Linked DNA regions of Homo sapiens: region 2 is linked to region 1. Evidence: read pairs that join two places in POLR2A ChIA-PET (ENCODE). Cell type or tissue: PC-3. All regions are shown on one strand. Each heading gives the region's core, and the rest is flanking DNA. Links, peaks and the distances in the headings are about the cores only.

Region 1 (8,265 bases), core at 3,784-6,283:
AACGTGACCTTGTCACTCACTCACCCTCTTGAACTTGGATGGGCCCTGAGACTGCTTCGATGAATAAAACATAGAGGAAGTGATACTGCACCAGTTCCAGGCCTAGCTCTTAACTAATTTAGCAGCTTCTGCTTCCTGCCTCTTGAGACACTGGCTCTTAGATGTTCCATCTGGGGGACTTAGCCATCGTGCTATGAGAAGCCCAAGTCACAGAGAGAGGCCACAGGGATACTATGGTCAGTGAGGCCCAGCGGAGCTCCCAGCGTTCAGCCAGCATCCACTGCCAGCATGTGAGTAAGCCGTCCGGGATAACCCACCCAAGGGAACCAGTCAGCCCCAGATGTCATCTGCTGACAAAAGCAGGAGAAACCCAAGGGAGAACCACCAACCTAAGCCCACATGACCCACAGAATTATGACAGAAAATGATAAGGTGTTGTTATAAGCCCCTAAATTTGGGGATGGTTTATTGCATAGTAACAGATGACCATAATAACGAGTATCAACTGAGTAGTATCAGATATCTTTAGCCTCTTAGACCCTCCCTGCCACATAAAACAAATGAAAGTACAGTCATTATGACTTTTCTCTGGGAGTAATGTCAAACCCAAGGACTGGACATGCAACTGAATCACTTATAAAGTCTGTTCCACAGTCAGGAGTCTTTATTAAGGAGTCTTGAATAAGGTTAGTTAATTCTTCCAACTTTTGGATTTTTAGCTCTATGTCTAGCTTTCCTAAAAGAGAATGTCCTCTGATGGATCTGGGCAAAGTAAACTGAAAAGCTTCTGATGTTCACCATTCTAGATGCTATTAAGAAAGAACATTCATGATTTATGGGAAGAGGTAAAAATATCAACGTTCATAGGAGTTTGGGAGACTCCCATGGATGACGCTGAGAGGTTCAAGACTTCAGTGGAGGAAGTCACTGCAGAGGTGGTAGAAAGAGTAAGAGAACTAGAATTTGAAAAGGAGCCTGAACATGGGGCTGAATTGCTGCAATTTCATGATAAAACTTAAACCGATGAGGAGTTGTTTCTTGTGAATGAGCAAAGAAGGTGGTTTCTTGAGATGGAATCTACTCCAGGTAAAGATACTGTGAGCATTGTTGAAATGACAACACAGGATTTAAAATATTACATAAACCTAGTTGAGAAGGCATCACAGCAGGGTTTGAGAGGATTGGCTTCAATTTTGAAAGAAGCTCTGCTCTGGGTAAAGTGTCATCAAATGGCACTGCATGCTACAGAGAAATCTTTTGTGAAAAGAAGGGTCAATTGATGCAGCAAACTTCATTGTTGTCTTATTTTAAAAAATTACCACAGCCAACCCAATCTTTGGCAACTGCCTCCCTGATCACTCAAGGCAAGACCCTCCACAAAAAGATTTCAATATGATGCAGGTTTAGATAATTGTCAGCATTTTTAAGCAATAGGTATTTTTTAATTAAGTTACATTTTTGGACATAATGCTGTTATTGAACACTTACTAGCCTACAGTACAGTGTAAATAATTTCTGTATGCATTGGGAAACAAAAATTCTTGTGAATAATTTTTTTGCAATATTTACTTCATTGTAGTGGTCTAGAACTGAATCTGCAATATTTCCAAGGTATGCCTGTATATAAATCCAAGGCATTGTATAACCAACACAAGTCCTTGTCATTTCGTTCATCAATTCTCATGAAACATAACAAACAAATAATTCTCTAAAATCATCCCCAAACTCTCAAATGACCCATTTACAACTGAACATTATGATTGTTGCTATGTGATCAAAGTAAAAGAGAAGGTAATAGCACATACTCAAATATTTTAAGCAAGACTGCCTTCTTAAAATTATCTAGCTACACAGAGATAATTCTGGTGAGCTGGTTATTTGAAGGAATTTGAACTTGAAATTTTAATACTGGCTTTTAGTTTCTAGTTCACTTTGTGGAGACAAACCAATCATTTGCCTGAGGGTCTCTTAAATTATTTGCCTCTCTACTCTCATCATTAACAGACTCAAGTTCATGTTTTTGTCTATACAAAGGGATTACAAAATGTGCCTTATATTGCTTCCTCTGCCTACTACAGCAAGTGCTTCAGGGATTCTCTGGCTAAGAATTTCTGCTGAATAGCTGAATGGCCAATAGGAAGGGAGATGACAAGGCCATTAAAATTTAGTAGCCAGAAAAAATGGGAAGTGTTTGGCAAAATACCAAGAATACCAAAATATTACTATGAGGAATTAAAACGGCATTATTATATAAAAGGGTCTTCTGAAAGAAATTCCTGGTTTTCTTACTCATTTATTTTTGAAACAAGGCCTCAGTCTGTTGTCCAGCCTGGAGTGCAGTGGTAGGATTACATATAGCTCACTGCAGCCTTGAACCTCTGGGCTCAAGGGATCCTACTGCCTCAGCCTCCCCAGTAGCTGGGACTACAGACACAGGCCACCACGTCTGGCTAATATTTTATTTTTTGTAGACATGGGGTCTCATCTCTACGAAAATGTTGCCCAGGCTGGTCTTGAACTCCTGGGCTCAAGCAATCCTCCCACCTTGGCCTCCCCAAGTGCTGGGATTATGGGCTTGAGCCACTGTGCCCAGCCTGGTTTTCTTATTTAAAAAGTATTTTCAAAGCATGTAACTTAAAATAAAAGCAAACAGCTCACCACTTTCGATCTCCTCTTCATTATCGTCCTCTAAGATGTTTGCTGGGGAGGCAGATTCTCCAGCTTCCATCATGCTTCTCAAAGCTTCCAGCTGTTCTGTTAGCAAAAACACGCAAAGAGATGGTGACAGATGCTAGGTAACATACAAACCCTAGGCCTTGAGATCGACACTGAGGAGGACGTGAAAAGAGAGAAGAAATAGAATGTTCAGGCACCAAGGCACCATGTTTCTAAGGTTCAGCAGTGATCTCTCTCTCGCCATTTCCTGGTGGTCTCGACCTTGTAAGAAACCTGCAACAACCACCTTATATACACATGATGAAGAATTGCGGGGACATGGGTGAAATGCCCAAAATTCTGGTCACCAAGTTTGAGAGGAGGTTCAGTCCTCGTGAAGGATTTAAGGCTAGATAACAAAAGCCCATAATTTGGAGAATCTGGCACAGACCAAGGTTTACGAACAGTTATGGGGAACTGATAGAAAATAGGCAGGTTGGCAACAAAACTTCAGGAAAAAATATTTGCAACTGATTTAATGGGGATTATATCCTACTATACAAAATAAGACTAAATAATTTTTCTATAAGTCAGAAAGATAAAGGTAAACAAAATAATAAAAATGGGAAAACACATAGGGACAAACCACAAATAGTAATATGCAAAAAAGGAGTTATTGAAGACACACAAATAAAAAAACCCCTAAGGTACCAATTTTTTTCTATGAGTTGGACACACATTTAAAAATGGCCAACAGCCAGCATTAAGGATATTGGTGGGAAACAGGCACTCTCATATATGACTGGTGAAGAGTCTAAGGTGGTAGAACTTTCCTAAAAGAAAGCATAACAAACTATATCACAATATAAAATATATATACGTTTTGGCTGAATAACTCTAATTGCACCAATTGATTTCAAGGAGAGGGTTGCACAAACATACAAAATAACATTCAAGCATGTTTATAGTAGTGAAAATCCATCAACTTGGGACTCGTTACATCATGCTATAATAAATGCATACAATTCTATGTCATATATATTAAATTCTATATAGTGTTTCATACATTAGGATTAAAGTTAGTATGTAGATGTATATCCTGCTGATGTAAGTATACTTACTTGGTTAAATTTTAAAAATTTAAACTCAGTATCATTAATATGATCTCAGTCATGTTAAAAATGTGGGTATATATCTACACATGTACATTACGTACATGTGTCTATAGTATATGAATACGTGTATAATATATGTTAGTGCTGTTACTTTCTTACACTTTTCATTGTCTTGATTTTTCTATGGCATTATTGCTTTTGTAATAAAATAAACTGTCATTAACATAATTTAAAATTTTTCATTTAGAATACTTGGGGGGAAAATGAAGTGTAATCATGCCAATATTTGATACCATTAATTCACTGAACTAGGATATACTCTGAAAGAAAATATTTTCAAGGAAATCATCCTGGGAGAATAAAAGGAAACATGTTTATATAAAATCATTTGTCTCTAGATCTCTCTATTCACATATACACAGTCACACACTCATATGTACCTAGTATCCCTAGATAGGTATAGAGCACGGGGCAAACTGAAAAGGGAAACTTATGAGGACTTTAGAGTGTATAAAATTATAAAATGCTGGTTCCTTATATCTTGAGAAATTCTAAAATGCTTCTACTTTCCTCTCAATTTTCCTTGGGCCCTCTCCAAATTCTGGCATTTGAATATATAGATATGCTTTTCCTACTGCATGAATTAATTGATATGGAAATTAAATTTAAATGGAAATGTGGCAATCTTGCTCTGAAAAGTACCTGTAACATCACCCCTACACCCTTCCCCCAAAAATCAGTGGTTTTAAAATAAATTGAATTCTCAACAGCTGAAATGTCCACACATGTTATGTATGCTTCCATTATAAATGTGTGTGTTTCACTTACTTTTTTCAACTTCAGGTTTCAGCCGCTTGTTTTTTATGAGTATTTTTCTTTTGAGGTCATTGGGGGATGGCAAAGCCCTGCCTGGTTCAAGCTAGAGAGAAACAGAAAGAGCTGAATTAAGGAAGGGCTGTGCTTCTCCATTCTCCTTCCCAGTCCAGGAGGAGCCTGGGAGGCCTGGGAGTGATGCAACCCAACACCCACTAGATGGCAGGCGGCACAGCCTTCTGTTTTCACTCCCCAACCCAAATTAGCACACCCATTGAGCTTTTCCTTAGACTAGTGCTGCAAACTTGAAATCCACATAGTTTCCAGAGGTGTGCAGAGCTGCTCCAACCTCCCCAGTGGAGCAGGGGTCTGGCCTGGGATGTGCCGGGGAGGGGTTCCTGCTCCCCAGAGGGCCTTGCACCTTTTAAGTATCTGGTAAAGTGCAAGGGACAATTGTGATGGCTGGGTTCAGAATTAGCTTTCCCAAGTGAGAGGCCCCCCAGATCCCCCCAAGTGTCAGGCTGTATAGTAAGCCTGTCTGCTGAGTAGGCTGACCCAACCCTCAACACTTGAGATTGTGGTTTTGTGGTTTTGTAGGTTTGATAAGGGAATCAAGAAGGGAGTTGTTCCAATTCCTGGAATCTGAACTTGACTACAGCATCATTTGCTTAGATTTATATCTGCAAAGGAGGTGCCCCTGTATGCTATCACCTCTGGTCTACAGAACCGTCCTGTATCTAGTCTTCCATTCCCCATTCCTCCACCCATCTCTCTATATGCCCACCCACCCACCCCTCCACCCATCCATTCATTTTCAAAACTTGCTTTTATACTACTTATTATATGTAAGGCACTGTGCACTCATATGTCTGTCTTGCCTCAAATAAAACCCTTTGTTGAAATGCTGTTTCCTTCCAGCAGCGTGGTATAACTGGCCCATTCCCCAGTGATCTCTCTTGTACCAGGACACCTCCAACAAATAAAGCACCATACGCCATCTTCTTTTCTAGTTATGTGTTCACATTTGTGTCCTGCTCCCACTCCCAAGGTTGAAAGCTCTTTAGCTTTTGGAGCAGGTCTTATTCCCATTTATATTACCCATGCTTCCCCAGACACCTGTCCTGTATTCAAAGGAGAATAGGGTCTTGAGGCAGGGAATATAAGGCCTATTCATGCTGACTTCCTAGAACTAAATCAAATGGAAACACTTCAGCTATGACAGGAAATATCCTCTCCATTTACAAAGGATGTACACCAAGTAAATGACTTTATAACTTTACTTCATCCTATTCATTTACATAGACCGGACACCAAGTAACCAATGGAAACCTCTAGAGGGTATTTAAACCCCAGAAAATTCTGTAACAGGGCTCTTGAGCCCCTCTGCTCAGGCTGCTCCCACCCTGTGGAGTGTACTTTCATTTTCAATAAATCTCTGCTTTTGTTGCTTCATTCTTCCCTTGCTTTGTTTGTGCATTTTGTCCGATTCTTTGTTCAAGATGCCAAGAACCTGGACACCCTTCAGCTGGTAAAAGTATGTGCACATCACTTCACTAAGAATACAGTGAACTTTCCACAAAAGCAATCACCTTAACCTAATCAGAAAGATAAATGGAGGGCCTAGGTAAAAACAAATAAAATAAATCAGAGCTGTTTCTTAGTTTGGGTTCCCTTAAAATCAGCCTCAGAGAAAAGTAGTATTGCACCAGGTCGTCTACTTGGAAGGAAACTCCAACAGAGGTGTGGGAAAGTGAGAAAAAGAAGACAGGCAGCTCATCAAGGGTGTGTTATCACTGCAGCCAGCTGGAGCACGATCCTGCTGGGAAACCCTGGAAGGCAGAGAAGAGCAGGTGCTCAGGGTTATCCCACCTCGGGAGGGATGAAGCATGGGATAGGGGTGATAATTCCCTGGCACTGCTGGTCTTTCATGTGTGGCAGAGCAGGCTCCAGTGACCAGAGCTCACTCTCAGGCAAAAAGCTGTGGATGTTGGCAGTGGAAAGTCAGGCCAGTGTTCAGGGAAACAGGAGGCACTGCAAGGATATGGGCAGGTCACCTGCAGCAACTGCTTCTGCAAGTTCGAGGGAAGAAGGAAGGGGGACAAAGGATACAGATATCCTTGTCTCTCATATTTTTTTTCAGTTCCCATAGACACACTTCTGAAAAGAACCTCATAAAGTGTTTACATGTAGCACAAAGCACCTTCCTGCTGTCATTTGCTGTGATGTTCTTCTGCCACTACCTCATGCTACCAGGTTTGAGCCCATCAGGTGCTGCTGTCAATAGCAGGTCTTTCCACTTTGATTTCATTAGCTGCCTTGGAGCTCATAACATCTTGTGATTGTGGATCTTAATCTCTTGGAGGTCATGGATCCTTATAAAAATGTGATTAACTCTCTAGAATGAGTATATACAAAAAAATTGCATGCAATTAGAATGAATTCACAGATCTCATAAAGCCTATCTATGGAGCACAGGTTAATGTTCTTTGCTTTATGAAGAAATTAGCAGGTTTAACATGAAGTTCAAAAATGTATGTGCAACATTACTCAGTGATTTATTTTGGAGTTAGGAACATGAACTTCAGGATGTCGTGACATCAATCCAGGGCACTTTCCACAGCATGAGCCTCCCATGGGTTCTGAATACCGGGTGCATATACAGTTCACCTGGAGGGCTTTTAAAACACCATGCTCAGGGCTGACCCTGCATCAATTAAATCAGTCTCCAAGTGGGGCCCTGGCACAGGTGTTTTTAACAGTTTTGTAGGTGATTCTAACATGTAACTGAATTTGAGAACAACTGACCTGAATCTGGACTCTTGGCCTGGGTGCTTTATGAAACTTTAAGACTGAGATCTGAAAACCATAAGACCCAAAGATCCTCCAAATGAAATTGAACCAGATGTTTATTTTGTGTCTCTTTACATCCCTCTGAAGCATGATGTAAGCTTTCCGTACCAAAGAATTTAAATAAATATGAAGATCTTTAGCATTAGTCCTCTAGTACTACTTGACCCTTCAGAAATTTTCAAAACAAATCCATTCATGCTAGAAATATGGTTTGTTAAAAATACATACTGGATGTGATTCAAGTGCTTGTTTCAACAGGAGATCCCCAAATAGATCTTCGCAATATTTGGACATCTTGTACTGTTGATATTTGCTGGAGAGAAAAAAGTGGCATTTGTAAATTCAAACACCCATTAACCGTCCAAGAATAAGAAACACCCATTACTAGGCAATTAAAGATTCTCACTTGGCAAAATGCATTATTGTCCTCTTAATGCTAATGTGAGATGTATCAAAAACTTTAACTGGTATAATTTTAAAAGAAGGAGAAGGAGATTCTGTTCCAAAACTAAGAGCTGGAAAGAAGAATAAAAAATGTCTTTCAAGTTCATCAAATCTGATTTCAAATATACTGTCAAATCTTCCAGCTCAATGGAACTTTAAGTAAGGTGTCCCAATCTCTGAACTTTTATTTGGAACAAGTATTTCTGAAACACATTAAAATGATTTGGTTTGGGGGGACAAGGGTGGTTTTTTGTCGTTTTTTCCTTTTTTTGTTGTTTTTTGCTTTGCATAAGAGTAGGTGCCCTTGCTGGAGAATTATTTGAACTTAGTACTTCACAAAACAAACTATTCAGCTATTTAAAAAGTTGTAGAGCAGGAGTGGGCATTA
Region 2 (8,265 bases), core at 3,756-6,255, 320 kb after region 1:
CTTATGGACATGTCCCTGCTGGGAAGGGTCTAGAGTTTCACAGCTCACCAAATTGATCAGAAAATAGATTTTCAACTCTCTGATTCTACAAGATATGTCTTTCTTAAAAGAGTTTTTACATTAGCCCCTTAACTGATCAATTTGTTTTGATTAAGAACTGTATTTTCAAGGGATTTTAAGGACATAGTCTGTTTCTAAAATCACTTCCTGGTATGCCATATACAAGTGAAATCTTACTGAATTAGTAAAGCGAGGTAACAATGTGGGACATGCTGCAATTAGAGGCTATGTTCAGCTGCATAATCAGAGGTTCCACAAATTTCATGGAGACCTTTTTTAAAGGCAATTCATCAGTGCTCTGTCAAAATTTGAAGTGTGCATAGGCTTTTGACCAAATAGTTCCATTTCTAGAAATTTAGCTACAAAAAAAATTCTCACACATGTGCACAAAGACCTACGAACAAAGATCTTGAATCTTTCAGTTTGCAATAGTGTCCACAGAAGAATGGTTAAATAAAGTACAGTACATCCGTACTATCAAATTTTATGCAATGTTAGAAAGAACAAGATAACTAACATATTGACATGGAAAGCTCTCCATGATATACAGTTAAGTGGACAAAAGCAAGTCAGTCACAGACAAAAATGTATACAATATGATCCAGTATATGTAATAAGAAAATGACATGTATATATACTTATACATGTAAATGTACAGAAAAAAGGAGGGAAAGAGGCATTCTAAACTATTGCCAATGACTGTATCTGGGAATGGGTGTAGGTGGAAAAGGGTACTTTGCATTTTGCTTCCATATTTCTGCATTATCACTTCAATTGGAACATATTAATGTATTACTTACATCATTTTAAAAAACCAATGAAAAAAAATTAAAAGAAATCCCAGAGAGGGCTTTGGTGATTTGTCCAATAATAGCATCTTGGCAGATATGAGAGAAACACATCCCGAAGGAACTGCATTTTCATTTGATCCAGTGTGGTCTCTCATTTAAAAGCAACAAGGAAAATGAGGGCTGTTAAGCGGACTGCATCTTGAAACACTGGTCTGCAGGAACAGATCTGTATTCTATATTTCAGGACAAATACAGCTACTACCAAATAGCAGGGGGGACATCTTGTGACTGGTTAGAGTTCAAATCAGTGAGGCAGGCAAGAGAACCTCTGTGTCTCCATAAATGAAGTCACCTATTTCTGTACACTTGGGTGTTATTTTTTATTTATTTATTTATTTTTTGAGACAGAGTCTCACTCTGTCACCCAGGCTGAAGTGCAGTTATGTGATCTCGGCTCACTGCAGCCTCTGCCTCCGAGGTTCGAGCAATTCTCCTGCCTTAGCCTCCCGAGTAGCTGGAATTACAGGCGCCTGCCACCACACCCGGCTAATTTTTGTATTTTTAGTAGAGATGGGGTTTTGCCATGTTGGCCAGGCTAGTCTCAAACTCCTGACTTCAAGTGACCCACCTACCTCGGCCTCCCAAAGTGCTGAAATTACAGGCGTGAGCCATCGCGCCCGGCCAGGTGTTCTTATTTTAAAGGAGCACCATGAAACAGGAGGAAAAAACATGCCCTTCCCCCCTCAACTTTGTGTATTTGCCAACAGCTTGGAAAAATAGGGTATAGGGAGAGAATAAACAAGCAGAAATTCAGAATCTGAAATCTATGTACACTGGAAATAAATGACCATAACAACCTTTATAAGAAATTTTACAGCCAAAAAAATTAAAGGGCAAAACAAAAACTATTGACATGTTCTAGTACACGGTGTTTCCAAGCACTTACAGCTAACAAAAGGCTCAACATGGGAGCTCCTGGGTCAAACCACAAACATGCTTTGTTTGGCCACACCATGGGCTGACAGGTTTGTTTTCCATTTTAATTATTTCCAAACATTTTAAAATGAGAAGACTCCAAATAAATCTGGATTTCATGCTTCTCTTGAAAATGTGGAGGCACTGGTAATCCTGGGCCCTAGGCCCACCTGGCAGAAACCTGTCAGACCCGAGTGGTAGCTGCTCCATGGGAAGGGGCACAATTGGGCCCCTGGATGGGCGCAAGCCTCACCACTCCCTAAGGCCTCTGACACCTGGTCAGCCACACTTGGGCCTTTCACTTACTTGGCCCTTAGAGGAATCAGAGTACACCACACCCTCATTAAAACCATGAGGAACTTCACCAGGTAAAAACCGGCCTTCCAGAAAACTAAAACTATTTGTTTAGGCTACCACGAATTAGCATTTAGTACTCTCCCTATCTCGGATTTCTGGCATGCAACTGCAGAAACAGAAGTACCTAGGATTAGATAAGAATGCATTGTTTTATCCTCAATTTCTTATTCCAATTCCATATTCACAGCAGGATTGCCAGAAGCTTTTGTCATATCTCAGCCTAGTCACTTAAAATAATTATCACAAAACTTGTTATGGTAACAAGTCTTTCTGCAGCATGTACCAGCTTAATGACAGGTAATACACAGTACGGTGGTTAGAAGTTGGAGTTCTGATGTCAGCCTACCTGAGTTTCAGTCTCAATTCTAACTTTAACATCCTGGGATGATTAATTTAACATCTCCTAACCTCAGTTTCCCCAAGTATAAACTGGAGATGCTATTAGGACACACTCAAAAAGGCTGTCAGAAGTATTAAATAAAGTGGCACATTTTAACTGCTCAACAAATGTCTGTTGTTTTATTTTGTTGTTGTTATTATAATACTATGTAAAGCAGAGAAGTTGAGTACTCTCCGAGAAACTCCATGGAAAAACAAGAGCTATGGTGACTGCCCCTGAACACCAGAGACCCCTAATTCTTCTAGTGGAGGCCTTTCTCCCTCCAGGTCTAAATGGCTTAATATGTTTTGTTTTGTTTTGTTTTGTTTTGTTTTGTTTTGTTTTGTTTAAAAAAAAAAAAAAAAGCCTAGCTGGGAGACAGATACCCTGGGGACAGCATCTGGCTCACTGAATTATATTCTGAAACACCAAAGTCACAGAATTTTGAAGCTATTAGGACTGAGTTAATATTAGGTCCCTCTGTCCAAATGCAGTCACTGGGCTTGGCAAGTCCAAAGGAAGATCTGGTACTTCATGGTGGTCCTGTGGGGTGACTGAAACTTTCTGTACTTGCAGAGTGGCAAAGTAAGTGTCCCTTGTAAATTTTATAGGAATTTTCTCAGGCTGCTTTGTATGGATAAGGTCAATGCCATCTACCCCTATGAAAGAGAACAAGATGAGAGCCATAATACTAGTAGTACCATTAGGAGAAGGGGCAGTAGCACTTGTTAAACATGCTTTTAATTGTTCAGGAGCATAAGAAAGGCAATGTATCTTAAAGTAATGATTTTCCTGGCCCAAGGGTGTTTCCGTAGCTACAGGTGGAATTTCCCAAACCTGGGCACACCCAAAGATCCTGGGATCCTTTGAGCACCTGTAGTAGCAGCAGTAACAGTACCCTGTATCATTCACAGTGCAGCACCAAGCACTTTTGCCCCATAGGGTTATTCTCCTCATTTTACAGATAGGGCAACTGAGGCTCAGAGTGAATGCCCAGGGTCACACAGCTAAAAGAGGGCATCTGTCAGCATTCAAGCTAAAACAGGGCATTTGTCAGGAATTCAGTGCCTGATTCCAACGCCTGAAGATCTCAGCAACCACTGCTCAATGCAAACCCACAGTGAAAACACCCACCCAGCCAGCTGCCTCTGGGAGGAAGCATTTCTCGAGCACATGGTCTTCGCCTTGTGTGGGTCATGAATGCCCTTCGCAATATGGTAAATCTTAAAGACCCTTTTCAGCAGGATATTTTCATTTTATTATTATTTTTTAATAGACTGTCACTCTGTCACCCAGGCTAGAGTGCACTGATGCGATCTCAGCTTACTATAACCTTGAACTCTTGGGCTTGAGCGATCCTCCTGCCTCAGCCTTCCAAGTAGCTAGGATTACAGGCATGTGCACCACACTCAGCTAATTTTTTTATTGGTATTTTTTGCATAAATTGATCTTACTGTGTTACCTAGGCTGGTCTCAAACTCCTGGCCTCAAGTAATCCTCCTACCTCAGCCTTCCAAAGTGCTGGCATTAGAGGTGTGAGCCAGCATGCCTGGCCCAGCATAATATGTTTAAATATATAAAATTAAATACCTAAAAGTACAATGGAAATCAATCTCATTGAAATATAATTATCAAAATAACTCTTTAAAGGGATATGTGAAGTAATACATGTGTTTCTCTTCAACCCACTAAATGCCAAGATCTAGTAGTAGCCCTAACACCTGCCCCAATTGTCACTTGGAAGTAAGTGAATATAAAGATGTAATTCATTTGCCAGCCACATTCGTGGACCCACCAAACTGCATCCTTGGCCCTAAAATGAAGAACTCCTGTTCTAGAGAAGAAAGGGAGATGTCAAATGTAAAATCAGGGGTCTGTGGTCTGTGGTCTCTGATCTCTGGATGAGCTGCTTACAATTAATTACTTCAAGTTGCTTTTTTCTTCCTGTTTCTAAGGAAATGGCTACTTCAATTCACTCATGTCTGGGAGCCAAAGACATGCTTTAATTGTTCGGGAGGACAAGAAGGGCAATGTATCTTAAAGCCATGATTTGCCTGGCCCAAGGGTATTTCCGTAGCTAGAGGTGGAATTTCCCAGCCCTAGGCATACCAAAAGATCCTTTGAGCTTTGAAGGAGAATCCCAGGAAAGGGGAGAAGATAACACTATCTTATGGTCACATGGTGTGTGACATTCTCATTGAAGGTTTTATAAGTAGTGAGTAAGAGAGGTGTTCAGAGAAAAACCTTGGATTTATGTCCATTTCAACTATTTTTATTTGATAAAGGAAAGGAAAAGTAGACGAAGTGCATGCAGGGAAAATAAACACTCTGCTGGTCATTCATTCCCTGGAACATAAGGATCTCCTAGCTGAGATTTGAAAGGTACAGCATTATTACTTTCATCTCCTCTAGAAACTTGGGTTACGCCTTCAGCATAAAAAAGCATCCAAAGTCGTGAGCTTCCACCCAGACTCTTTCTACCCTTCCACCCAGAAAATGGGGTTTGGGAGTGGTTGCTGCAAAGGAGTGAAGTGGGCCTTGCAAATAAAAGTTATTCCAGGGTGATATTTTCAAAGCAAGCTTAATTCCAACCAAGACAATGTAAACATCACACTCATCCACTCAGTAATGCATAATCACCCAGGTCTGCCTCCACTGGCAAGGAAGTAAACTCATTTTTATACTTGGTTAGCTAAAGAATCACAGCCTAGGAACATGTAAAACCTTTATATCATTCTAAGGCATAACTAGATAAATAATATTACAATTTGAGAAAGTATTTCTACTTTAAAGGGTGAGGCTTTATCAAAAGCAAAACTATTAAACAAACAAATACTAAGGAATAGAAGAAAGAGCTACACAAGTTTATTCATTTTCCCAATATGAGAGGGAAATAGGAAAATGTGGAATGGACAGCACTGAGAATTAAGCAGTGTCCTTGCAAACACAGTTCACATCTGAAAACCAACAGCAAAACCACAGAAAGTCACTGCTGCCTCCCACCAGCGATGAAAAGCTGTATTTATTTCCCAACAGGCAGATAAGTCTCCTTGACAGACACTAATATGGCCTACACATTCATATATTATGAGGTGAAAAGCAACTATTTTAAAAACTTCAATCTGGACATAAAATACCAACTGTGATCATTAAAGCATCTCCATTAGTCCTTGACCTAATTTTGCATATCAAATACAGAAGTTCTTGGTTTTACAGGGACTCAACTGTGGTAGATAGACAGTTTATTAAAAGACCTGGGTCGGCGGTGCTAATCAACATGCTGTTTCACCCTTACTTTATAAGTGATCACAAACAAAAATTTAGTCACAGCCTGCTAAATAATTTTAAGTTTCAAAGAAAATTTATACTTCCTCAAAAATAGTTTACTATTAAGTGTGGAGAGCATGAGAAATCCAAAATCTTTCTTACATTACCTAAGTGCTCTAATCCGAAAAGATAAAATTTACTCTCAAGATTTCAAAATAAAAAATCAAACTCAGCTAATTACTAATTTTTTTTAATAATCTGCAAAATTTTTTCATTAATTCTGTTATTTGAGTTTTCCAGCTACATCTGAAAAACTGGGGATGAAAATTCAGACACTAAACTCAGAAGCTAATTTCACTTATATTGTTACATCCTTTCACAAATTAGCATGCTAATGTGATCACAAGGAAAACAGCACAGCAGCCCTGAAGCTCACTTTTACCTCAATTTTACTTAGAGGGTGAGGTAAAGATGAATACCAGGCAAACATTTCAATTCTTAATAAATCAAACCCCAAAATGAAGTTAGTGGTATCTTAGGAAAATACCATGTTTACTGAAATTGCCAAATATAACTGTCCCATGTTGCCAAAGTCAGCAGTATACATTAATCTAAAGACAGTTGTGTGTAATCTTGGGAAAGGCAAACTAGCTGTGCTACGGGCACTGAATGGACTCTGCTGTGGTTGAAATATTTCAGAGGTGATACAAATTTTTAAAATCTTTTCCTGCAAAAGGTTTTTGGTAACCTGTAACACTTTTTCAACTACCATATTTCTTTATCTCATAAGGCAAAAACACACCGCCTCACGATTCCAGGACATGTAAGCAGTTTAACATCACTCACATTTTCAGGCATATAAATATAAAACTTCCAATAGAGTATTTTAGAACAAAGCTTTCTGCGTGGGTATGCATTTGCAAAATAAAGGTAGAGTTATTCCGACAGATTTAAATGTGCACCCAGTGATCAAATGGAGTTAGAAATTCTGTTTTGACAGTTACTTGTAGAACAGCATTTTCAACAGCGATTAATTCAGAGCTGGGTAGTAATACCATCAAAACTAAGTTCCAACTGTTGAGTAATAATATAGTTGGAAGGAAGTGTAGTCCATAAGCTAATACATGGTACCTTTAGATATGTTATAATACGTCACATTCAAAAGGTTACTCGTCTGGCAGCAAGTCTTACGTTCATAAAAGTGCCAATAAAAATGTTTTGCCATTTCAAAAAGTGATTTTTTATGAAAACAGGTGCTCTCCAAAGATGGCAATCATTTATTAAACTACTACAGTTCAAAAGGAAGATGATATAATAGATCAATACACCAGCTAAGGATCATGCAAGACTGTCCTATGAAAAACAGCATTCTGGATTACATAACACAGATAGTGAGGGATTACACCACATGCCCCTGCTGAGCTAGACTTTTGATCTTCTGTATGATTCTATAACTGAGGCCACTCAAATTTGAAGAGTATAAAATATGAGGGTCTCAGTTCAACCACACATTTCTGAAAACAGCCGTCTTGAAAACAATAAAAGAATAAAGTTAAAATTTTACCTTCCCCCGCAACACACACACAATTTTTCTATTCTGAAAAACACAGTTGTTCAGATACTTTCTTAACCTCCTTGGAGCCTCCCCAGGTAAAGTCACCAGTTGCTTTTCCTGGTCATGTTTACATTATAAATCTGATTTCTCTTTAAGGGGAAATTCAATATCATTTTAAAATGATACATAGCTGCCTATGTTTGAATAACGTTATTTCCAGACAAAAAGAATTATTAAACAGCTATCTCCACATACCTATAACTTAAATATATAGACCACTAAGTATTACGTATATGGAAAAAAAAACACCTTTCCTGAATATTCTGGCCAAAATTAAATTTCAAATACATGTTTTAGAACAATAGCTAGAATCACTACAGAAGTTAAGAGGAAAAAAAGTTGGAAGAGTAGGGTCATCTTTCAGATATATCCATATTTATGGAAACTATAGTGGGCAGTTGTATTTCTCTCTAGGAAAATGCTAGTTTTATGATTCTAGATAAAGTTGCACTTAAACACACTTGGAAATTAGAGAATTCCATATTTCCATACTTCGATTCAGTACCATATACGAAGTCTACACTCAGAAGTATTGTACTATACAGAGTCTAATTGGTTAAAGCAAAAGCAACTTTAAAATTCTGAAAATAAGGATTTCCTTCACTAACAGGCTTTTAGGAGGCCCGAACCCTGCCCCCAATGAGTGCTAAGCCTGTCAGTGTTGTTTTAAGTGGAAACGGTCAATCATTTCTATGATTTCCCCAGAAGAGGCAAGAAGATCCACACGCATACACATTTACATGCGTTGCACGGTGCCAACTATTTCCAACCAAAATAATCATATACACGTCGAGCCGAGCTATTTCTAGCCCAGAAGAGGG

Evidence for each region. Peaks named below come from ENCODE experiments on the same cell type or tissue, not always from the same donor. Only the 100,000 strongest peaks of a DNase experiment are listed, where the experiment ranks them.
Region 2: POLR2A ChIA-PET joins it to region 1 with 9 read pairs; 2 of 35 experiments call an interaction of 5 or more read pairs at or near these places.

Annotation. Positions count from the first base shown.
Region 1 is chr20:9,390,012-9,398,276 of GRCh38, reverse strand. PLCB4 (phospholipase C beta 4) reads right to left here. Exons shown (of 40, transcript NM_001377142.1): 17 at 7,662-7,746; 18 at 4,599-4,689; 19 at 2,659-2,754. Among named protein-coding and RNA genes, the nearest start is that of LAMP5, 120 kb to the left of the region's middle. In PC-3, for the core only: a CTCF peak has its summit at 4,804 (motif pointing right); a DNase peak (open chromatin) is centred at 4,806.
Region 2 is chr20:9,069,454-9,077,718 of GRCh38, reverse strand. All of the region lies in intron 1 of PLCB4 (phospholipase C beta 4), which reads right to left. Among named protein-coding and RNA genes, the nearest start is that of PLCB4, 4.5 kb to the right of the region's middle. RefSeq lists an enhancer at 2,030-2,530. In PC-3, for the core only: no CTCF peak of the experiment used is centred there; a DNase peak (open chromatin) is centred at 5,198; H3K4me3 peaks cover 1,631 bases; H3K27ac peaks cover 2,036 bases.